2 separate regions of the Homo sapiens genome follow, and region 1 is linked to region 2. Evidence: chromatin loops called from intact Hi-C (ENCODE). Cell type or tissue: A673. All regions are shown on one strand. Each heading gives the region's core, and the rest is flanking DNA. Links, peaks and the distances in the headings are about the cores only.

Region 1 (11,479 bases), core at 1,756-9,755, 270 kb before region 2:
AAGGCTCTTCATGACTGCTGCTGGAATCCTCCTGGGCTCCTTCCTAGCCCCTCACTCACTGCCTCTTTCCTCTAGCTCCACCCTGAATGAAGTCAACACCTCCTCAACCATCTCCTGTGACAGCCCCCTGGAGCCCCAGGACGAACCAGAGCCAGAGCCCCAGCTTGAGCTCCAGGTGGAGCCGGAGCCAGAGCTGGAACAGTTGCCGGATTCGGGGTGCCCTGCGCCTCGGGCGGAAGCAGAGGATAGCTTCCTGTAGGGGGCTGGCCCCTACCCTGCCCTGCCTGAAGCTCCCCCCCTGCCAGCACCCAGCATCTCCTGGCCTGGCCTGACCGGGCTTCCTGTCAGCCAGGCTGCCCTTATCAGCTGTCCCCTTCTGGAAGCTTTCTGCTCCTGACGTGTTGTGCCCCAAACCCTGGGGCTGGCTTAGGAGGCAAGAAAACTGCAGGGGCCGTGACCAGCCCTCTGCCTCCAGGGAGGCCAACTGACTCTGAGCCAGGGTTCCCCCAGGGAACTCAGTTTTCCCATATGTAAAATGGGAAAGTTAGGCTTGATGACCCAGAATCTAGGATTCTCTCCCTGGCTGACAGGTGGGGAGACCGAATCCCTCCCTGGGAAGATTCTTGGAGTTACTGAGGTGGTAAATTAACTTTTTTCTGTTCAGCCAGCTACCCCTCAAGGAATCATAGCTCTCTCCTCGCACTTTTATCCACCCAGGAGCTAGGGAAGAGACCCTAGCCTCCCTGGCTGCTGGCTGAGCTAGGGCCTAGCCTTGAGCAGTGTTGCCTCATCCAGAAGAAAGCCAGTCTCCTCCCTATGATGCCAGTCCCTGCGTTCCCTGGCCCGAGCTGGTCTGGGGCCATTAGGCAGCCTAATTAATGCTGGAGGCTGAGCCAAGTACAGGACACCCCCAGCCTGCAGCCCTTGCCCAGGGCACTTGGAGCACACGCAGCCATAGCAAGTGCCTGTGTCCCTGTCCTTCAGGCCCATCAGTCCTGGGGCTTTTTCTTTATCACCCTCAGTCTTAATCCATCCACCAGAGTCTAGAAGGCCAGACGGGCCCCGCATCTGTGATGAGAATGTAAATGTGCCAGTGTGGAGTGGCCACGTGTGTGTGCCAGTATATGGCCCTGGCTCTGCATTGGACCTGCTATGAGGCTTTGGAGGAATCCCTCACCCTCTCTGGGCCTCAGTTTCCCCTTCAAAAAATGAATAAGTCGGACTTATTAACTCTGAGTGCCTTGCCAGCACTAACATTCTAGAGTATTCCAGGTGGTTGCACATTTGTCCAGATGAAGCAAGGCCATATACCCTAAACTTCCATCCTGGGGGTCAGCTGGGCTCCTGGGAGATTCCAGATCACACATCACACTCTGGGGACTCAGGAACCATGCCCCTTCCCCAGGCCCCCAGCAAGTCTCAAGAACACAGCTGCACAGGCCTTGACTTAGAGTGACAGCCGGTGTCCTGGAAAGCCCCCAGCAGCTGCCCCAGGGACATGGGAAGACCACGGGACCTCTTTCACTACCCACGATGACCTCCGGGGGTATCCTGGGCAAAAGGGACAAAGAGGGCAAATGAGATCACCTCCTGCAGCCCACCACTCCAGCACCTGTGCCGAGGTCTGCGTCGAAGACAGAATGGACAGTGAGGACAGTTATGTCTTGTAAAAGACAAGAAGCTTCAGATGGGTACCCCAAGAAGGATGTGAGAGGTGGGCGCTTTGGAGGTTTGCCCCTCACCCACCAGCTGCCCCATCCCTGAGGCAGCGCTCCATGGGGGTATGGTTTTGTCACTGCCCAGACCTAGCAGTGACATCTCATTGTCCCCAGCCCAGTGGGCATTGGAGGTGCCAGGGGAGTCAGGGTTGTAGCCAAGACGCCCCCGCACGGGGAGGGTTGGGAAGGGGGTGCAGGAAGCTCAACCCCTCTGGGCACCAACCCTGCATTGCAGGTTGGCACCTTACTTCCCTGGGATCCCCAGAGTTGGTCCAAGGAGGGAGAGTGGGTTCTCAATACGGTACCAAAGATATAATCACCTAGGTTTACAAATATTTTTAGGACTCACGTTAACTCACATTTATACAGCAGAAATGCTATTTTGTATGCTGTTGAGTTTTTCTATCTGTGTACTTTTTTTTAAGGGAAAGATTTTAATATTAAACCTGGTGCTTCTCACTCACAGACTTTGTGGTCTCTCTCGGGTTTGGGTTCCTGCCCATAGGGAGTGTGGAGTGGGGCACATGAGGCTCACCCAGACGCAGACCCCCAGACAGGTCCCTTCAGCTCTGAGTCTCATTTCATTCATCTGTAAAGTGGGGATTTTCGCTCTCCCACCCCTCGCTGGAAGCTGGGGGGCCTAGACCTTGGGCTTGGTTTCCCAAGGTGGGAAGCGAGCAGGCTTTTCTGGCTCCACAGAGCCTGGCCTTGAGTCGGGCAGGAGGGTGTGGGGCTGCAGGGCTGCTCCAAGGCTCTGGTGCTGAGGCGTCTCACTGCCTCCACCATGTGCTTTGGCTTTGGCTATCAGCTGGGACACCCTCCCCTCCACTCCGCCCACAGGCCCGGATTGAGGCCGGCGTGCTCTGTGACAGGCAGCTGCTAGAGCCCAGATTCCAGGTCCAGGTGAGTCATGATCAGGCCCCAGGTAGGAGAAGGGCAGACAGAGTGTCCAAAAGCGTGAGAGCACGAAGTGAGGAGAAGGTGGAGAAGAGAGAAGAGGAAGAGGAAGAGGAAGAGAGGAAGCGGAGGGAACTGCGGCCAGGGTAAGGACAGGGGAGGGAATAGGGTGGCGACCAGGCTGTGGCTTTGAGGGCAGAGAGGTGTAGACCTGGCAGGACCCAGACCCCTCACGGCTGCAGCATCTCAGGGGTTGTGGGGCCGGCATGAGTCATAGGCTCTCCTGCCGAGCCCAGGCCTGTGGGACCCCGGCAGCAACACAGGGCCAGGGGCAATAGGGTTGCTGGGGGCAGGGGACAGAGTGCTAGGGCCCTCCCACCTGGGCCCAGAGTCCTGTACTTGGCTCACTTGAGGTGGACCAGATGTCAGCCTCAGATCCATCACTGTGTGTCCTTAGCCCCTCCCTTGCTCTCTCTGAGCTGGGGAAACGGCATCTTCATTTGAGTGGGTGCGGGAAGGACCTCATTTTGGAACCACAGGCCTCCCTGGACTGCCTCCAGGAGTCTGGGGCTGTGGCTTCAAGTGGGGAAAAGAATGGAGCCATGGGACAGCTCTGACTCACAGGCCCAGCCGCCAACTCAGGGGCAGCTGAGCCACACCAGGGAAAATACCCGACGGCTATAAGGCCTGGCCATACAAAGCCCACCATCCCAGGGATCCTGGCTTCAGAAAACACCCAGAGCCTGTGACTTCTCTTCTAGCTGTGGCAGGAGTTGAATGAGGTGATACCCGGATCTGCCTTGTAAAGAAAATAACTAGCCCACATTCCAGACAGGGATTATCTTTGCTGGTGCAAAAGCCTCTGTCTGGAGGTCAGAAGATCTCAGCTCCCTGTGTCTCAGGCCTGCTCCTTATGGGAACTTGAGTGGATTACACCACATCAGGCCTCAGTTTCCCCAGGGATAAATGGAGCTAGATGCCACACTAAGACAAAGGTTGATAAAAATCTGACTACCACTATCCAACAGTTACTATGCCCCAGGGCTGTCTGGTTGCTTCACACACATTAGCTCATTTTACCCTCCCAAAAGCCCAGTGACCTGAGTCCTACTATTATCCCATGTTACAGATGAGACACCAGTCCAAGCTGTTGTTGTTTTGTTTGTTTTTGTTTTTCTAGTTAAAGAAGTTTATTCAAGGGCAAAGTGTGAGGGTAGTCGTCAGGAAACAGGAAAACCAGAGAATGGTGATCAGTGCTTCCCTGTGTGGGGCAAGGTGAGGATGGTTTATATAGCCAGAAACGGGTGGGTAACACAATTACATTTTCCATACAAAGGTTAACGTAGAGCTACAAGATTTGATTGGCTACTATTGACTACACTTTAAGGGGGCTGCTTAACACTCATTTGTAAAGAGGTAATGATCACCAGCGTGTCATTTAGTCCAGGTTTGAATAAAGAATGGGGAGCCCGGTTAAAGTATAACATTCTCAACACAAAAATCAAGAGGCAATGGTCAGAGAGCAGTCCTGTGATGTGACTCAGTTTCCAGGGCTTAACTTTTCCCATTGGCATAATGAATTGGGGAGCTCCTGAAATTTTATTTTATTTTCACAATTTTGATTTGCATTCAAACCAAATCAAATGTGCATTCAGGGAGGTTTTGAAGTGACTTGCCCAAGATCATCTGGTCAGTGTGGCAGGGATGGGAGAGGAGCCCAGGTCAGACTGACTCCCAAGTCAGCACTCAGGGAGGTAAAGCACCCACCCAAATTTGCAGAGCTAGGGACTGGGGAAGCCTGCGACAAAACTCCTATCTTCTGTCTCCAGACCTTCTGGTACTGTGTTTCCCCAAGAGAAAGGATAGGAAAGGACTGGATGAGAAAGGAAAGCTAACATCATCTGAGAGCTAGAGAAAAATAATAAAAACTCATTTGTGGGAGGGCTTGGGCCTCTCAGGCCCCTGTGCAGAGGGCAGGCAGGGTCTGGGGTAACCACAGGTCAGCCCCTGCTGGGCTCCTGCCTCCCAGTCTCTCCCCTCAGGCGGGCCCAGGGAAGACGGGTGAGCTGGGATTTTCCTCCCAGACAGATGAGCCACTTGGACTGCACAATTCTTCCGCCACCCCACTCACGGCCGGGGTTCTTGTTCCTGGAAAAAGAGGGAAAGACTGAAAGGAGCTATTTCTGCCGGGGCCCTGACCTGCAGCTGATGAGGGTCTCACAGCTCCCATTCACGTCCCTTCTTCTTTGAATCAGGGCACCGTCTCTAACAGGCCCCTTTTATTTTAGTTATAATGTTCGGTTTTGCAATTAAAAATTATTTTTAATGGGCATCAGGATATTTCCTTCTGTCTTTGAATATGCCTTTTGTTTCTAATTTGTGCAACTATAACTTCACGTGAACCTCATGGATTCTGGCTTAGGCAAGTGGCTTCTATGTAATTAGCAGTGATTCCATCTTAATAAGGTCCTGTGATCTGACAAAAAAAAAAAAACTACTTGATACAAGTATTTATGTCATATATGCCTGTATTTAAAAATCCATTACCAAAATACATAATATAGAAAGAGAAGGTCTTCTTTGAGTATTTTTATATGTTAAATGCAGTAACATTTTAAATCTTTATTCTCTTTATTCAGCAACTCTGTGGTACAAATTTATCTTGTTGAAATTCTGCCTCTCACTATAAATAGTTTAGTTATATTTTTCAAAGTTGTTTTCTTTATATCCATACTAATATTTGTATCTGTACCTATCTACATAGAATATAGCTATAATCTTCAACAAAACTCCCATTTGTCATTGTGCAACTTTTTGTTTTTCACTTAACAATATATCATGGGCATACTCATAGGTCCATGGGAAATACAGATATTAATGCATTCATTTTGAGAGATGCACATAGTTTAAAAGCAAGCCTGTGCCAGACATTATTTAACCAATGTCAGAAATGCAAAATGCTTGTTCCCCAGTGCCACAAAGAAATAGCACTCGAACATAAATTTAATTTCCTCAGCAAGGCAATTTTTACTTTCTGCAGAGAGGGTGCTCCTGGCAGATGGAACAATGGCGAGAGCACACCTTGACAGGGGAGGGGAAGAGGTTCTTATTCCTGACACAGGCAGCCTCTACTGCTGCATTGTTCCCCTATTGGCTAGGGTTGGACCGCATAGTCTAAGCTAATTCCAATTGGCTATTTGAAAAAAAAGAGCAGGAGCATGAGCTGGAGTGCCGGGGTGAGTAGTTTGGTGGGAAAGGTGGATACGAACAGGTGGCTCAGGATGAGTCAGGATGGAGCAGGTGACTCAGGTCAAAGCAGGTGACCAGGGGAACAGATGTGAACTGATTAGGACTGGTGGGAAAGTTGTTTACTGAAACCAGAAGCAAGGGGGCGAAGAGATCCAGGAAGTTAAACTTTAAAATGGAGAATCAAAGAATAAGAGAGCTGAACATATTGACATACTGATTCTTTGAAGAGAAACTTGGGGTTCACTATATTTAACACCAATCTCCTACTGAGGGGCATTTGGACTATTTCCCATTTTTTAGAGTTATAAGTTATGCTACAATGGCCATTATTTATAAAATATGTTTGTTTTTGCATATTTAAGTATTTGTTTCCATAGCATAAATTCCTAGACATTGAGTTGTTGAGTAAAGAGAATAAACATTTAAAATGTCACTGAAGTCTAAAAATTCCCTTTTAAGTACATATAGTGCCCTGGGCGGCTGAGAAAATCAAACATACAAACAACAGAAACAACGTTATTTAATTCTAGCTAAGTACTCTGGACTGGTGGAGGAAGTATGGACCCTCTTTGGTTTATTGAGAAAAGTCATAAGTGGGTGACAGAGAAGAGTTGAAGACAGAAATGCGCCAAGCTGAAACATTCTCCTTGGCATAACCAGAAACACCCAGAGGACTTGGCAAGGCAGGAAGCTTCCCACAGTGCCATTCAGTGCTGCTGCAGCTCTACTAATCCATCATCCCACATCTAGACAGGGCATCCCACCCGTCGGGAAACCCAGCCTTCCCTCACCGCCCTGCTCTGCCCCAGTCCCTCATGGTGTAGGGTGTGCTCCTACCAGTGGTCCCATCGGATCCTCACGATTAGCCTGTGAGAGGAGCCTCCAGATGAGGAGGTTGAGGCTCAGAGCCATCAAGTGGCTTGGCTACAGTCACTGCAGGGAGGCTCTTGCCTTCCAGCCTCCCTGCTCCTACCTTCCCCGGGGGTGTCTAGGTCCAGTTCCAGATCTCAGAGTGGCCAGCAGGCTGAGCCCTGGGGTCAGGGGCCAGCTGCCTACACAGAATGTGGCTCCTGGAATTTCTTGGGTGGTGGGGGGGGGGCGGGCTTCTCCTTGGGATGGGGTTCTGGGGCCGCTCTGGGCCATGAAAGTTTCCCACAGCTTGGAAGAAAATCTGCCACCACTGTGTAGGGGTCTGGCGAGGGACCATTGGCCTGGGGCAGGGACCTGGGGACATCACAGAAGCCGAACTGTCTCCCTGTACCACCCCCTCCCAGCTGGCTCTTCCCTCACCCACATGTTCTTGGCATACAGGTCTGCCCTCTCCAGCAGCTCCCACCCCCCACCTGCTCAGGGCTCCTCGCCTTCTCCTGCAGGGCTTCACAGCAGGCTGCCCTTGCCCAGCTCCCCTTTGCAGATCCACAGTCTCTGGTTTTAGATTTTGTGGGTCTTCACTGCAGGAACTAGAAAAGTCACAAACATGGGGAAGTAACACAGTTTCTGGAAAATCACAGAATTCTAAGTCCCTTTTTTCCCCTCTGAAGAGACAAGAGGGAAGCTTCCACATCTGAAAATTTTTCTTTTTCATTCTTGATCTTCCTGAAGCATAGTGATGGTCTTGGTGTTCCCTTGCTCAAACATCTTCAGTGGCTCCCCGTGGCCCAGCAAAGTCGAGACTCCTTCATGGAATCTTTAAGGCCCTCCCTGATCTGATTCCAACCTCTCCTACTGCCTCTCCCACATCTGCCCTCCAAGGTCCATCCACCTTGTGTGGGCCACTAGCTTCCTGACCTCTGCCCCTTTTTTTGGTGCTACCGTCACCACCTAGAATGCCCAGTCTTTTATAGCTGAAGGTCAAAGTCTTGCTCAAGCTTCCAGCCCAGCAAAAGCTACTTTCTCCAAGAAGCTTTCCTCATTCTTCAGCTGAAAATGATTTCTCTTCGCATTCCTTTGTCTGTGCCTCTTATGGGCCCTCACATCTGTTCAGCATTCTTAGCCTCCCATACCCTGTGCACTCTTACGCCTCCAGGCCTTTACTGTGCTGTTTCTCCTTCTTGGAACATTCCTTCCTCCTCCCTGTATCTCTCCCCCAACTCCTCACCCTTCTCACTTCCTCTCAACTCAGATAGGGCCTTCCTTGACTCTTCTCTCCGGTGATCCCAGGACATCTTGCAACTCCCCCAGTGGCCTGGTTCCTCTCCTGGCTCTGACAATAGGCTGTGAGTTGCAGAAGGGAGGGACCACAGCTGACCTGTTCACCACCATGTCCCCAGGGCCAGGGACAGTGATTGAGAAATATCTGTTGCATGCCCTTCACCTGCATTATTGTCTCACTGGATCTGAGTCAATAGCCCCTTCCCCATTTTACATAATGAAGAAACAAGGCCTTGAAAGGCCGGGGACCTGGCTGTGGTTAGGAGTGGGGAATGAATTCCTGGTCTATCTGGCTCCAAAGCCTAGGCTGTTCCCCTTTACCCTCGATCCTCCTGAGAGCCCCTGCCATTGATGAAAGACAGTGGTTGAACATGTGGGCTCTGGCTCTGGGTTCCAGGGTTTAAAACCCAGCTCTGCCACTTAGCTGTTTAACTCCAGGCAGGTTACTTACCATCTTTGAGCCTGTCTTTCTTCATCTGTAACATGGAGTAATTACAGCTTTCCCCTAAGGTGGCTGGGAGAATCAATGAGATGATCTGTGCAAATAGCTCAGTCCAGAGACTGGCATGAAGAGTGTGCCCAATGGATCAACCAGAACAGTCCTTCTTCATGCCCCTGTGTTAATGCAATTATTAATAGCACCCCTTCCAGTCTCAAAGGTTCCAAATTGGATGACAAATCATGTTAATGTCCATAGATGTCAGATATTATCAGCTGCACTGTATAACACCACTTAGCTACTTGCCTTACCTCCCACCAGGCGGTGAGGTCCCTGCATGCAGGAAAGTGCTCTGAGCCTTGGCCTTCCTGGGCCCAGAACAAGGCCTGACACATGAAGCATTTGCTGAATAAATTGCTTTTGGAGGGTGGAGAGCTTCTCCTTGCTCTTCATTTATTCATTCATTCATTGGATTGTTTATACATTTCTTCATGCATCTGGCATTGACTGAGCACTCATCTGCCAGGCAGGGCCAGGTGTAGAGGGTATAAAGAAGACCGGAAGGGAGACTGGCCCTACCAGGAAACTCCTGCTGCAGAACAAAGGGGTCAGAATGACATCACACCAATAACCACTCTCATAACTGTGCTTCTGTTGACAGCGAGAAGTGCCAGGAAACTCAGGGAGCCACGAGAGACTATAAGACAGGGACTCAGTCAGGCAAAGGGAGGCTTATGGGCCAGGTGGAAGCAGAAGTATGTGGAACAGGAAGAAGGAGTGTGGGGGTGTATGCAGGAGCTGCAAGTGTTCAGTACAGCAGGGAGGGTGGATGGAGAGAGAAGAGGCAGAGATCAGATTGCAAAGGCCCCTGTAAGCCCTGCTACAGGGTATGGCCTTGATCTGCTCTATGGAGCTGCAATAGTAATGGGAGCAAATACCCCATAGTACTCCAATTCAGACACTAGAGCTCAATCCTCAGGCCTAGAGATAGGTGTGGTCGAACCTTTGTGGTCCAGGGTCAAAGAGGAACCAGTTGCCAAATTGCCATTATTCTGTCTGGGTCCCTGGCTCCTAGCTTGGGCCCACTCCACTCTCTGGTGGGGAACCTCCTGGGTCCCAGGGCATGGGCTGCAGTTGGGGTTAACTGGGCAGGAGGGTGGGGGCTAAGCTGTCCTTGACCTGGGGTCTGGAGGTTCCAGGGTCCAGGAGTCAGGCAGGGAGATGAAAACTAGGCTCTCAGTATGTGAAGTGTGACATGGCCCACACATTTCTTCAGAGTTTCCTAATCCTTGGGCTGTCATGCAAACTCCTCTCAAAGTTCCTCTGCCACAGGAAGGGGTAATGTCAATCTGGGATTCTTGTTTGTCACCTTCCCGGCAGCATCACCAAGGCTTCCTCAGTCAGGGCTTACCCCACTGAGTCCCATGGCACTTCCCCACTCTGTGTCCACTAGCGGTCAGCACACCCACTGCTGGGGGAGGTCAGGATCGCCCTGTGCAGTGTGCTGGTCATTAGCGTAGGCTCTGCAGCCAGGCTGCCTGCTTCCAGTCTCAGCTCTGTCATTCCCTGGCTCTGGGACTTTGGGCAAGTGAACTAACCTCTCTGAGCCTTGGTTTCCTCATCGGCAAAATGGCGTAATTAATAGAATCAGCCTCATGTGTTAAAAGCACTAAATTAGATAAATATGGAAAGAGCCTGCTGTGGTGCCTGGCACATAAACAGCACTCAGAAAATATTAGGGAGTCCAGTGTGGTGGCTCACACATGTAATCTCAGCCCTTTGGGAAGCCAAGGCAGGAGGATCGCTTGATGCCAGGAGGAGTTTGAGACCAGCTGGAGCAACACAGTGAGACCCTGTCTCAACAAAAAGAAATAGAAAATTAGTCAAGTGGGCGGTGTGTGCCTGTAGTCCTAACTACTCAGGAGGCTGAGGCAGGAGGATTGCTTGAGCCCAGGAGTTTGAGGCTTCAGTGAGCTGTAACTCTGACACTGTACTCTAGCCTGGCAACAGAATGAGACTTGCCTATAAAAAAAGGGAAAAAGAAAAAAAAGAGGCCAGGTGTAGTGGCTCACGCCTGTAACCCCAGCATTTTGGGAAGCCAAAACGGGCAGATCACTTGAGGTCAGGAGTTCGAGATCAGCCTCGCCAACATGGTAACCCCGCCTCTATTAAAAAAAAAAAAATATATATATATATATATATATTTTTTTTTTTTTTTTTGAGACAGAGTCTCTCTCTGTCACCCAGGCTGGAGTGCAGTGGCACAATGTTGGCTCACTGCAACCTCCGCCTCCTGGGTTCAAGTGATTCTCCTGCCTCAGCCTCCTGAGCAGCTGGGACTACAGCCACGTGCCACCACGCCTGGCTGATGTTTTGTATTTTTAGGAGAGACAGGGTTTCACTGTGTTAGCCAGGCTGGTCTCCATCTCCTGATCTCGTGATCCACCTGCCTGGGCCTCCCAAAGTGCTGGGATTATAGGTGTGAGCCACTGCACCCAGCCTCTGTCAAAAATATTAAAAAATTAGCTGGGCGTGGTGGTGGGTGCCTATAGTCCCAGCTACTCAGGAGGCTGAGGCAAGAGAATCACTTGAACCCAGGAGGTGGAGGTTGCAGTGAGCTGAGATCACGCCACTGCACTCCAGCCTGGGTGACAGAATGAAACTCCATCTCAAAAAAAAAAAGAACAAATGAACAAAAGAGTAAGGATTAGGCCTCTAAATGCCATTTTTTCCAGGAGGACAGAGTACCTTCCTACTCACGGGGCTTTGGCATACAGCATTCATTCATTAATTCATTCACTCTTCATACATCTAAAATCAGTGGATCAGAATGGTCAGGTATACCTGTACCATAGGAGGCAGAAATGCCCTCACCAGCTGTGTGATCTTGGGAAAGTGACTTAACTTCTCTGAGCCTTGGTTTGCTCTTCAGTAAAACAAGGATAATAACCACACCTACCTCTAGAGTTGAGGATTCAATGAGAAAATTCCAAAGAGCACTGGGCGTGCTGCCTTTCACATAGTG
Region 2 (11,479 bases), core at 2,258-10,257:
TCCTGACACCTCTCTGAACCAGGGCCAAGTTTGAACCCTTCTGCCTCTTTATCTATTTATTTGTTTTTTGAGACAGAGTCTCGCTCTGTCACCCAGGCTGGAATGCAGTGGTCGCAATCCCAGCTCACTGTAGCCTCTGCCTTCCGGGTTCAAGCGATTCTTATGCCTCAGCCTCCTGAGTAGCTGAGATTACAGGCATGTGCCACCACGCCCGGGTAATTTTTTGTATTTTTAGTAGAGACGGGGTTTCACCATGTTGGCCGGGTTGGTCTCAAACTCCTAGCCTCAAGTAATCTGTCCCAAAGTGTTGGGATTACAGGCGTGAGCCACCATGCCCGGACCCTTCTTCCTCTTTAATGTCTAATATTGGTAGTACGTCCAAGACTCTTTTTTAAAGATCCTGTGTGTTTTTTTAAAATCTTAACAGACTGATCTTTCTCTTTAGAGATTAATTTGCCTGCTTTATTTTTGCATGCTATCTTCATTTGATAGCTTGAAAACTGCACAGAACTTAAAATGGTTCTATTTGTATAATGGTTCTTTTTTAAAAAAATTGGCAAAAACACTTAACAGGACATTTACCATCTTTGCCATTTTTAAGCATACAGTTTGGCAGTATTAAGTATACTCATATTGCTGTGCAACGAAGCTCCAGAAATCTTTCACCTTGCCAAACTGAAACTCTACGCCCATTAAACAACACCTCCCTTATTCCTCCTCTCTGCAGCCCCTGGCAACCATCACTCTTTCTGTTTCGACGAAATAGACTACTTTAGACATAGCATATAAGTGAAATCATACAGTATTTGTCTTTCTGTGCCTGGCTTATTTTACTCAGCACAATGTTGTCAGGTTCATCCATGTGGTGACGTGAGTCAGAATTTCCTTCCTTTTTAAGGCTTCATAATATTCCACTCTATGTATAGAAACCATATTTTGTTTATCTGTTCATCTGTTGGGGGACATTTGGATTGTTTCACCTCTTGGCTATTGTAAATAATGTCGTTATGAGCTTGGGTGAACAAATACCTCTTGGAGATCCTGTTTTCAATTCTTCTGAATATATACCCGTAAGTGGAATGGCTGGATCAGATGGGGGTTCTAGGTTTAATTTTCTGATGAACTGCCATACTGTTTTCCACATCGGCTGCATCATTTAAAATTCCCACCAACACTATACAAGAGTTCCAGTTTCTCCACATCCTTGCCAGTATTTATTTTCTGGTTTTTTGATAGTGGCCATCCTAATGGGCAAGAAGTATATAATAACTCTTACACCAGAAACTCTTTTCTTGCTGAAGCTTTCTATTATTATTATTGTATTAGAATGTAAAAACCCGAATAACTTAGTTTGCCTTAGTTTGCCGATATAATAGGAGATAATTTAGAAAGATTTCAAAACTGACAAAGTTTTGACATCTAAATTGTGCATTCATATGAAACCTGTTCTTTTTGCAGATCCCCTGATAGGTAAAACACTGCTTCTCCAGGTAAGTGACGAAAAACCAGGGCTGCCTAGTAGAACAAAAGGCCTGGGGCCTTTTCTTATTTTTTGCTCTATCACCCAGGCTGGAGTGCAGTGGCGCCATCTCGGCTCACTGCAACCTCTGCCTCCTGGGTTCAAGGGATTCTCCTGCCTCAGCCTCCTGAGTAGCTGGGAATACAGGAGTGCACCACCACACCCAGCAAATTTTTAAATTTTCAGTAGAGACGGGGTTTCACCATGTTGGCCAGGCTGGTCTTGAACTCTTGACCTCAAGTGATCTGCCTGCCTTGGCCTCCCCAAATGCTGGGATTACAAGTGTGAGCCGCCATACCCAACCAAGGCCTGGGACTTGCTGCTGCAGAGGAAGGGAGGGTGCTGCAGAGGAAGCACAGGGCTGAGGTAGAGTGGAGTCCCAGTGCAAGTCTTCAAGCTGCCAGGGGCTGCTGCCCCGCACTATCTCCAGGCCAAAGGCCCTGAAGCAGACACATGGGCTCCGGTTCTGGCTCTGCCACCAACTAGCTGCCCAGCTAACTTGTCTGAACTCCTGCAGAAAGGAGAGCAATTGAAAGACCAGGAGTGCTTATGTCCCTGGCGTGCTGGGAAGTTTAGATAAAAGAATGAAAGGAAACTGCCTGGCACTTCGTAAACCATCAGCACGTGTTTGCTGCTATTACTGACTGCATTACCATTTCTGGTCCTTCTCATGGGCCTGGCTTTCCACATCTAGGCTATGGATTTTGTCAGATTCATTTCACAAATCTTGGGCATCTTCTGGTACCCAATTCTGGATCAGGACCAGTGCCCCTCTCTGCTCCCTTCATTTGCCATGGCTTGGTTCAACTCACCTCCTATTTCTTGTCAGCACCTCGCACTCCTCAATCTCACCAAACACTTCAAAGCGCCTCTTCAGCTCTCGGGAGCTCATGTCGCTGGAGAGATTTTGAATGTACACCACGCGGCCTTCCCCCTGCCCAAGAAGGAGGACAGAGAGAGACTCCGTCATTGCCTGGCTTCCTGGGGCCCCTCTGGGAGTGGGCTCCCGTGGAGTCCTTGTCCTAGTCCATGATGCCTGGCTGAGTGAGCAATACCGGCTGGAGTCAGAGAGAGGACAATGCCAATCTCTACCCCAGAGGACCTGCCCTTGTTAGGGGAGGGTGTTGGAAGGGAAGAGGCCTCCAAGGAAGCCACTGCTTACATGAAGGAAATGAGCAAAGACTGGGGCTAGGAAGGGGGAGGGATTTATCACCATTGATATGCCTGCATATTCAGTAGCTTTTGGACTTAACCTTTCAAGTCTGAGCAGGGGAGGTGCTGGGGTAGGGCAAGCACAGGAGGCAGGTTGATTGTGAGTGTGAGAGTGGGCTGGAAGGAAGGGTAATGGGGTGGGGGCATCAGGGATATTGGTTTTGCCTGGGCAAAGTGGCTGAAGCCACAGTATAGACACTGTCACCAAGGCGTCACCTTCAGGAGAGTTCCATGCTATGCCAGTGGGTGCCCAGAACAGCCTAGCAGAGGGAAGGGGTGGGAGAAAGTCCAGACTGGAACTCCCCTTCCCCTCCTCTCAGATCTGTGATTTGATCTGGTTGAAGCCACTGCTATTGGACAAATCACTCTGACCTGCGAGAGAAGCTGCAGGCTTGTTCCTGGAAATCTGTGTTCCCATAGGAAAAACACACAGTTTCTTGTCCTGGACAGGCTTGCTCTGGAAACAGGTTATAGCCAGTGATGCTCCAGCCATCCCACCCACGGACTACACATGCCAAGGAAGAAAACCCAGGTGGCGGGTCCACAAACAGGACTCCGTCGTCAACAGTCAGGGGAACTGTACATCCCACAACATACGATGTCCAAGCTCAGCTCAACAGAGAAATCCCCTCCTCCCACTCTCCTTGCAGCTTCTTGAATTCATAAAGCTCCTTTCTGCCACTGCTCCAAACACTTGTCCCCCTGAGTCTTCGCTTGGTTGCTCCTTTTCATCAATCAGGGCCCAGCTCCCTGAAGGTGCCCTTCCCTGGCCACCCCATAAACACATCTTCCTCAACAGTCCTGTTTACTTTAGATTGTTACTAATTGCACATTACTAATTTCACAGTGCTTATCCCAATCTGTAATTACATTGTTTATTCCTTTGTTTATGAGTCTATTATCTCTCTCTCCCTTCTGTTCAGCCAGAAGGGGGGCCTCATCCCTCTTGTTCATTGCTGTCCTCCAACGCCCAGAACTGTGCTAGGCCTGTAACTGCTGAATGACCAGACCCAGACTCCAAGAAGATGCTCCATGCACAGTCCACGGTTTTAAGGACCTGTGTGCAGACAGCTGTGCACCTCTAGGGTATGCATACCTCCTGTGTGCCCCTCCTCCCTGAAGTGCCACATCACATGGGAGAGACTCAGCAGGAGTCTGTTTGTCTTTTTGTGTTTCCATCCTACTTTCCTCCTTCCTTTCTAGTGACATAGCCTAGCTGGCCAGCTCCAGCTCCCCACTCCAGGCCCCTGATGTGTTTTCTCTGTGGGGAGCTTTGCAGTAGGGTCACCAGGCAAAGGCAGAAGGCCAGGGCCTGTGGACTAACTCTGGGAAGGCATTAGGGAGGTGGGTGGGGAGGAAGGGACAGGCTCTCTTGGTCTCTCGGCACTGATCAAGTTGGGGAAAGCCTTGGGAAGCACAGGCCCAACTCCCTTACGTACAAATGAGGAAAAGTGAGGCTCGGGGTAGCTGGGGGACCTGCCCACGGTCACATAGAAGGTGGTGGCAGGGCTGACTTGTAACCTGGCCAGCCTGGCTCTGCTCCCCACTACCACAGCCCGCCCACTTGGCTCTCTCAAGGCCCCTGACGCTGAGCCCTAAATCACCACCAACAGCACACTCATGGCCAGTCTCTTGGTTGAACTTTGCATGGTGCCACCTTTGATGCCCTTTAGTGACCCTCGTGCTCTTCAAATGAGAGAAATATCATTGTCTGCTGTTGCCATAGTCCCTTCTTCCCCAGGCAGAGGCCGAAGACTGAGGGGCTCACCAGCCAGCCTCAAAAGGCTTTGGTCCATGAAGCCCCCACACACTTCCTGTCCGTTCCCATTCACTCCAGGCTCTGGGCCCCCAGATCACTTACAATGGCCTTTTCCCGCCGCTTCCTGGCGTGCCGGATGCTTGGCGTTCTGTCTGAACACGGCCCTCTGCTCTCACATCTGTCAGTGAACAAGCAAAGCAGAGGCACTCACTCTCGGGAGATACCATGGGGGTGGGGGCGGATCTGCTCCAGGACGCAAGGGATGCTTCCTTAGGATTTGTTCACGAGGGCACACAGCTGGAACTGCCTCCCGCAGAAACCTAGCTTCCCCTTCTGCAACGACGGCCCAGGGCTGTGTGTGGGCCTGAACATCTGGACACATGCCTACTGCCAGCTTCCGGACTGGATCACCGGGAACCACTGTGTTGCTCATTATAATCCCACCCCATTCTGAGCCTTGCCTCTCTATGCCATTAGGGGTAGAAAAGCCCTTTTGCTTTATTATCTTATTTGACCTGATTTTTTTTTAAACCCCATGAGGTTTTATGTTTCTCCATTTTCCAGATGAAAAATCTGAGGCTCAGGTTTGAGATGGGATTTGCTTAAAGCCAGAAAGCAGAGAAGTTAGAAGCAGGTCCTTCTGATTCCAGAACCACTGTTCCCTTTGGGTTCATGCCTCAGCCAAGCAGCAGCCCCTGGCCATTGCAGCTCCATGCTTCCAGGCTAGCTATCAGGCTCATTAGTCCCATAGCCCGAGCAGGCTCCCAGGTGCCACCCACCTGCAGCCTTCCTTGCCTGCTTGCACGCTGCCCTCACTCATCCAGTCTGAGTCACTGACAAATACAGCACAGAGGACAAGAACACAGGCTTGTGAGTCAGACAGCTTGAGTTTGAAGCTTGGCCCCACCGCCTCCCTGTTGGGTGACCTTGGGCCAGTTACAGAAGCCCTCTCAACTTCAGTTCTTCATCTATAAAATAGGGATAACCAATTGTGTCCATCCCTTGGCCATTTGTGAGGATTAAATTTAAAAGTGCATGTCAATGCTTAGCCCAGGAACTGCTCCGTAAATATTTGCTCTATTTTTCTATGTAATCTCTTTGAGCCTCAGCTTCCTCATCTATAAAATGGGGATAAGCAGCAGATACCTCCAGGTGCACCTGTGAAGCTCTAGTAGGATAATGGGAGGGGAAATTACTTGCAACTTTAAAGGGTTACCTAATTATTGTATTATCATCCCTTTTGCAACAGAATTGGTAGAATTTCCCCACCTGAAGAGCTGAGAGTGCCTGGAAGGTATCGTGGAGTTCAAGATTTGTGTTGTTAACCCAGCTTAACGTGCTTTCTGTTGCTGAGTGTTTGGTACAGGTCTGGAGAAGGCTGATTAGTATCTTACCAGGTTTACCAGGTACTGAGCTCAGCCAGGTAGCTGAGCAGGAGCCAGGTTACCCAATTAAGTTTCTGTAGTGAGCAGAAAAAGCCAGCCCTGAACCTGGCCCAAAAGTGAGAAGAGAAAAAGGAAAATCCATGGGGGTTTCTAGAGAAGTTCTCGACTCTTCCCAGGCAATTCTATGAATGCAGGCCCAGCCCAAACACCTCTGAGCTGGGCAGGAGAGAAAGGAGACCAGGGAAGCTCCAGCTTGGGGGATGTATTTCAACATGAAGAGAACCTGGGCAACTGCCTAATGTGGAGATGGAGTGCTTTAGCTCACAGCAAAGCAAGGCTGAAGCCAAACCTTTGACATTGGACCACTGTAGGGCAGAAGCTACCCCCGGGAAAGAATGGAGCCAGAAAGAGAGGCTCAGCGAAGTCGGCAGAACGCAGCTGTGACTGACGAATCCTAGCTTCTACAGTAAGGGCTTGCTGGAGAAATTGCTGCGGACCTCACTTTGAGGAACAAAAAATTTAGGGCTTCTTAACAAGTTTGCGGGGAGCCCACAAACCCCCTAAAATTGAATGCCCAGTTAGATGTGTATGCACATTTTAATATGGAGATGGGCCTTTGCTTTAATCAGGTTTTCAAACAGTTAAGAACACTTGTTGTAGATGTATAAACATAAAGCTGAAGTCTTTTTACATTTTATTTAACAAAAAAAAATTTTTTTTTGCTAGTCCCTTTAGAAGGGAAGAAGAGGTATCTTCGCAAGACCTAAATTCTGGTCTCAGAGTATGATACTCTAGCAATGTCATCATCATCACCTGGGGACTTGTTGGAAACGCCAATCCCTGCCCCTGCCCCTGCCCCTGCCCCACCCCAGACCTACAGATCAGACACCCGGGTGTGGGCCGGCCAGTGGAGGCGCAACAAATCCTGCAGCGGATTCGGCAGCTGGGCTCTAGCCCAAGAGCAGCATCTAGTGGCCACTCAGCTTCACCTCAACACAGGGCTGGGGATGATGACACTGACTGTCCTCAAGCCTTCCCCAGGGAGAATCAGGACCCACTGTGATCAGAGAGGAGCAACCAGTACCCTCTGAATCTGCCAAACCTCCATTTTTTCTGCCCAGCTCCCCAGCTGACTTTTGGACTGGCTTCTTCTCCAGTCTGGTTCAGCGAGCGAGGATGATACGAGCAAGCGGGCTCATGAGGCATCATCCCTCCACTGAGGTCAAAGCCCTTCGAGGGGCAGCCAACTGGTGAAAGCCACAGCACAACTCAGCATGACCCAGAAACCTTATCAATGCTTTATGTCCAGGTATTTTCCAGAGCACAGATTAGAATTACACTAATCTTTCTTTTACTTATAAACATCCCTAGAATTCAAACTGTTGGGGCAGGTATGTTTGCACAAAAACTTATCCATTTTACAAACATAAAAGCAAAAAGTACAAATGGATAAGGGACAAGTTCCTTTATAGACGTAAGCCCACAAATAGCCAGGAGTGGGTTTTCTTTCTTTCTGGAGGCCAGGATGTTTGGGACACTCTCGATTTCACAGACCAGGCTGTGCCTGCCTCCAGAACTCACCCACAACTGCCCCAGAAGACCACCTTCAAGGCTCCTGACCAAGACATGGGCCACACTGGGAGATGCAGCCTCAGTTTCAGAGCAAGCTTCCCAGGGATCCTCCCTCCTGGGGCTCCTGGCTCCCCGGGAACTGGGATCCTCCACTGCCCGCTGCCTCTCCTGCAGCCCCCTGTTCATACCTGAAGTTCCTTCGAGTGGCTGGTGACCAGGAGTGGCAGGGTGAAGAGCCAGAGCTTGAGCGGCTGCGGGAACAGAGCTGCCGGTTGGCCTTGCTTGGTGGGCTCTGGTAGGGGCAGTGGTCAGAGCAAGTGGGGCTGACCCCTGAGTCCTCTTCTTCATCGTCCTCCTCCTCCTCCTCCCCTTCTTCCTCTTCCTCCTCTGGGAGGAAGCTGCTCTCGCCGCTGCTGCTGCTGCTGTCTTCAAAGACAGTGTCATACTCAGGGCTCTTGCAGGAGGCCAGGTCTTCCTCCTCCAGGGCGGTCTCCAGCAGCCCAAAGTGTTTGGTGAGGCTGGCACGGATCTCATGGTCTCTCAGCAGCGTGCTGTCCTTGGGTGGGGCGCCAGCATCACAGCTTCTGTCTTCCTCCCTGCCAGGGGCCTGTGCCTCAGCCCAAGGGGCACCCTGCTGGGGCCAGTCCTCAAGGTGAACCCCAGACGGCTCCCAGGACCTCAGCACCTTCCTTTGCAGGACGCCTTCTGGTCGGAGCACCTGGCAGTAGTCATGGTCTCCAAAGGAACAGGAGAAGGGACGCTTCTGGCCAGCCTGGGAGGCTGGCTGGGCTGTGGCATGTCGCAGGTGGGACAGGAGCTCACTTCGCTCTGGGTGCTTCTTTGGCAGCTTGTGGGCAGCCCCTGGGGTGGCCTTGAGTGAGAGGCCCTCAGGGGAGGGGAGGCTGAGAGCTATTTCTTTGCCTAGACTATGCTTGATGTCTGGTTTGAAGGGATCCTCCTCTGTGGGCTTGTACGGTGGTGTGGTGGGTGGGGTGAGTCCTGCCCGAGGAAGAGGAGAAAGGTAAGATAAAGACAGATCACTTCTCCAAGGGACACTAAGACCCTAAGTTTGGGGCCAAGCCTGGTAGCTCACACCTATAATCCCAACATTTTGGGAGGGTGAGGTGGGTGGATTACTTGAGGCCAGGAGCTCGAGACCAGCCTGGCCAACACGGTGAAATCATGTCTCTACTAAAATACAAAAAAATTAAACAGGCTTGTTGGTGCAGTGAGCCAAGATCGTGCCACTGCACTCCAGCCTGGACAACATAGTAAGACTATGTCTCAAAAAAAAAAAAAAAAAGAAAAAAAAAAGACCCTAGTTTGGGATGGCAATAAAATGGCCAAGTGCCTTTACTCCCCCAACCCAGTGGATGGCAGACATCACTAACTGATCACTGCACTGCTGGCTGAGCCTGGAGGTAGGCTGGGAATCCTCCAATTCTTTGGAGTTGGCATGTGATGAAATCCATTTGCCATCCCTTCTGTGACCTACTAATGGCAGCTGGAACCTCCCAGTCATCCAAATACCTCTTCCTGATCTACGTCCAATCGTTCAACAAACCCTCCCAACTATACCTCTCATATGCCTCTGGTGTTTCCCATGACGGAGAGGGGGCAGGCACCGCAGATAAAACTGCCCACCTGGGCTGGGTGCGGTGGCTCACGCCTGTAATGCTGGTTCATTCCCAGTGAGTCTTCTTTATGGTACCTATTGCAATTTGTAATGATCTTCCTTTTCTGTTTGCTTTTTGACTGCCTATAACATAAGCCCCGTGAAGGCAGGCATCTTGCGCATCGTTCATTGCGTGGCACCTTGCCCATGCATGATGAAAAACTCAGAGATGCACGGGTGTTTTCCTGAAGGCACCTGCCAGTGGAAGCCCCCTGGCTCACCTGCTGTGCCACAGAGCTCCACTGTCAAGGTCTGCTCAAAGCTCTTCTTGCCAAAAGTTGGGTCGCTGGTGGAGGCAGGGAGGACAGAAAGGAAAGAAGCAAGTCAGCAGCAGGCATCCACCTCCCCGCCCATGAAAGGGTCGCAGGGAGTGCTGTGACAGGCCCTGGTTCCACTGCCCATGGAAATGGAGCCTGAGATGCATTCGCTCTGGGGGAAACCCCATCCCGGCTGTTAGAGGAATTCAAGCTGCACAGCTCTTTTAGGAGACACAGGCAAGGTTCACTGGAGGGTAAATAGAGGACAAGTGTTGTCAGCCTCCTTATTTTATAGAGGGAGCAACCGAGGCCCAGAAGGAGGAACGGACTTGCTGAAAGCCACAGGGCACTGTCAGAAAAGAACTCTTTTCAGGGCCCCCAAGAGGACAGGTTATGAAATGGCCTGAGGCCTTTCCTCTGGCCTGCAAAAGTCAGTTTCTAAACACCAACTCCCTTCTAAAGGAGCCCAGCTCCTGAGGGTCCCAGATGACAATCAGGGCACAGGGTGTGGGGCCGGGGCCAGGGGTGGGCGCTGATGAATCCCCCATCACCACCAACACACACATCCAACAAGACAAAATCTCATGGAACAATACACCAATAATTTCTAAAAATCTACCTTTGTGACAAGGCCAGCATGAGGCACCTGGGAGAGTCTGAAAAGAAGACACAGAAAAATAAGATTCCCCAATATGGTATCACTAGCAGATGTTTCCCCTCTGGAGGAGACCCTAGGCCTCCACTGGTGCCAAGCACAGCTGCCCTTTGGGCAGGTGACCAAACACCTCTGCCACTTTTAGAGAAGGGCAGAACAACTCAAATCCACCTTCCATCCTAGTCTCAGCTGGGAGAGCGACTTGATTTTGCAGAAAGTACAAACAGGTGCAAGAGTGACCCCTTCTGGCTAAACGTGTAGCACAGTGAGGAAGAACTTGACTCTAAGTCCCACTGCTGTGAGCTCTGGACAGACAGCCCTGCATAGGGCTCATCATTAAGTAGCTCTGTGCCTGAGTTTCTGTATCATAAAATGGAGACGATGACAGTCCCTACCAGAGAGCCTTCTTGTGAGGACTCAATAGGGACAATCTGTTCATCTGAGACCAGTGCCAGCACGGTAAGTATACAGTGGCTAACTGTTGTTATCATTACTGCTATTAGCAGCATTTAAAACTCTAGCTGCATTGTGGAGCTGAACTTATAGCCTTACGCTTCTGTCACATCATCCCCAGTGAGTCTTCTTTACAGTACCTATTGCAATTTTGTAATTATCCTCCTTTTCTGTTTACTTTTTGACTGCCTGCTTAATTCATTAAGTGGCACCTTGCCCATGCAAGATGAAAAACTCAGAGATGCATAGGTGTTCTTCTGAAGATCTGCTCCAACTAGCCCAAAGAAAAGCTGAAAGCCAGGGAGGGGAAGGGACTTGTCCAAACCCATATAACACTTTGTTGGGGGACGGGGACTTGAACACAGGGCTCCTGGCTCCCAGTGCAGAGGGGCATGCTGCACCCCATCCCTGCCCCCACTTCGCAGACCACCAACTCTGACTACCTCTGGGAGGGAGCTGCGGGCAGCTGGGGTCCTCATCCATGTCCCCACACCCACTCTCACAGGGGCTCTCCAGGGCAGGGATCTGGGGTCCCCGTAGGAGCTGCTGGTCTTGGCCACTGTCCTCGTCCGTGGGGCTGCCCAGCTCCCGCTCTACGTCGTAGGCCTTGGGAGCCAGGCACAGTGAGGGCAGAGCACCTTGGGGCTCCGAGGGGACCAGCGGCTCATCTGCAAATGTCAGCCAGGGGCCCAGCTCAGGGTTCAGTCTCCGAGAACGCCGCACGGGGCACACAGAGCTCTCCAGCTTCCTCCCCAGCTTCGTCCATGGCAGGCCTCGGCCTGGCCTTTTCCTGCCCCACTCCTCCTCCTCCTCTTTTTCTTCTTCCTCTTCCTCCTCCTCTTCTTCCTCGTCTTCCTCCTCCTGCTGCTGCAGTCTGGCAGGCCGGCGGACCTCCCTTTTCACCTCCAGCCGCAGTGGGCGCAGGCTTGGTCTGGGCCCGGTGCTCTTGGGTGAAGCTGCGATCCTTACCTCCTCCACCGAGGACGGGCGAC

The links. A loop is a pair of places that touch in the nucleus more often than their neighbours do. Peaks named below come from ENCODE experiments on the same cell type or tissue, not always from the same donor. Only the 100,000 strongest peaks of a DNase experiment are listed, where the experiment ranks them.
Region 1: a loop joins it to region 2, with 3 times the contacts of the local background. A loop is called at or near these places in 14 of 110 quality-filtered maps.

The regions. Positions count from the first base shown.
Region 1 is chr5:150,104,543-150,116,021 of GRCh38, reverse strand. It overlaps PDGFRB (platelet derived growth factor receptor beta), which reads left to right. Exons shown (of 23, transcript NM_002609.4): 23 at 76-2,183. The coding sequence ends at 259. It also overlaps a transcript of CSF1R not described here. Among named protein-coding and RNA genes, the nearest start is that of CSF1R, 24 kb to the right of the region's middle. RefSeq lists a promoter at 1,974-2,752, enhancers at 2,664-3,413, 4,124-4,636 and a silencer at 5,682-5,976. In A673, for the core only: no CTCF peak of the experiment used is centred there; a DNase peak (open chromatin) is centred at 6,571.
Region 2 is chr5:149,833,230-149,844,708 of GRCh38, reverse strand. It overlaps PPARGC1B (PPARG coactivator 1 beta), which reads right to left. Exons shown (of 12, transcript NM_133263.4): 5 at 10,931-11,479; 6 at 9,999-10,035; 7 at 9,344-9,408; 8 at 7,636-8,446; 9 at 4,593-4,668; 10 at 2,332-2,453. Among named protein-coding and RNA genes, the nearest start is that of PDE6A, 110 kb to the left of the region's middle. In A673, for the core only: a CTCF peak has its summit at 6,846 (motif pointing left); DNase peaks (open chromatin) are centred at 4,778 and 6,848; H3K4me3 peaks cover 2,504 bases; H3K27ac peaks cover 6,861 bases.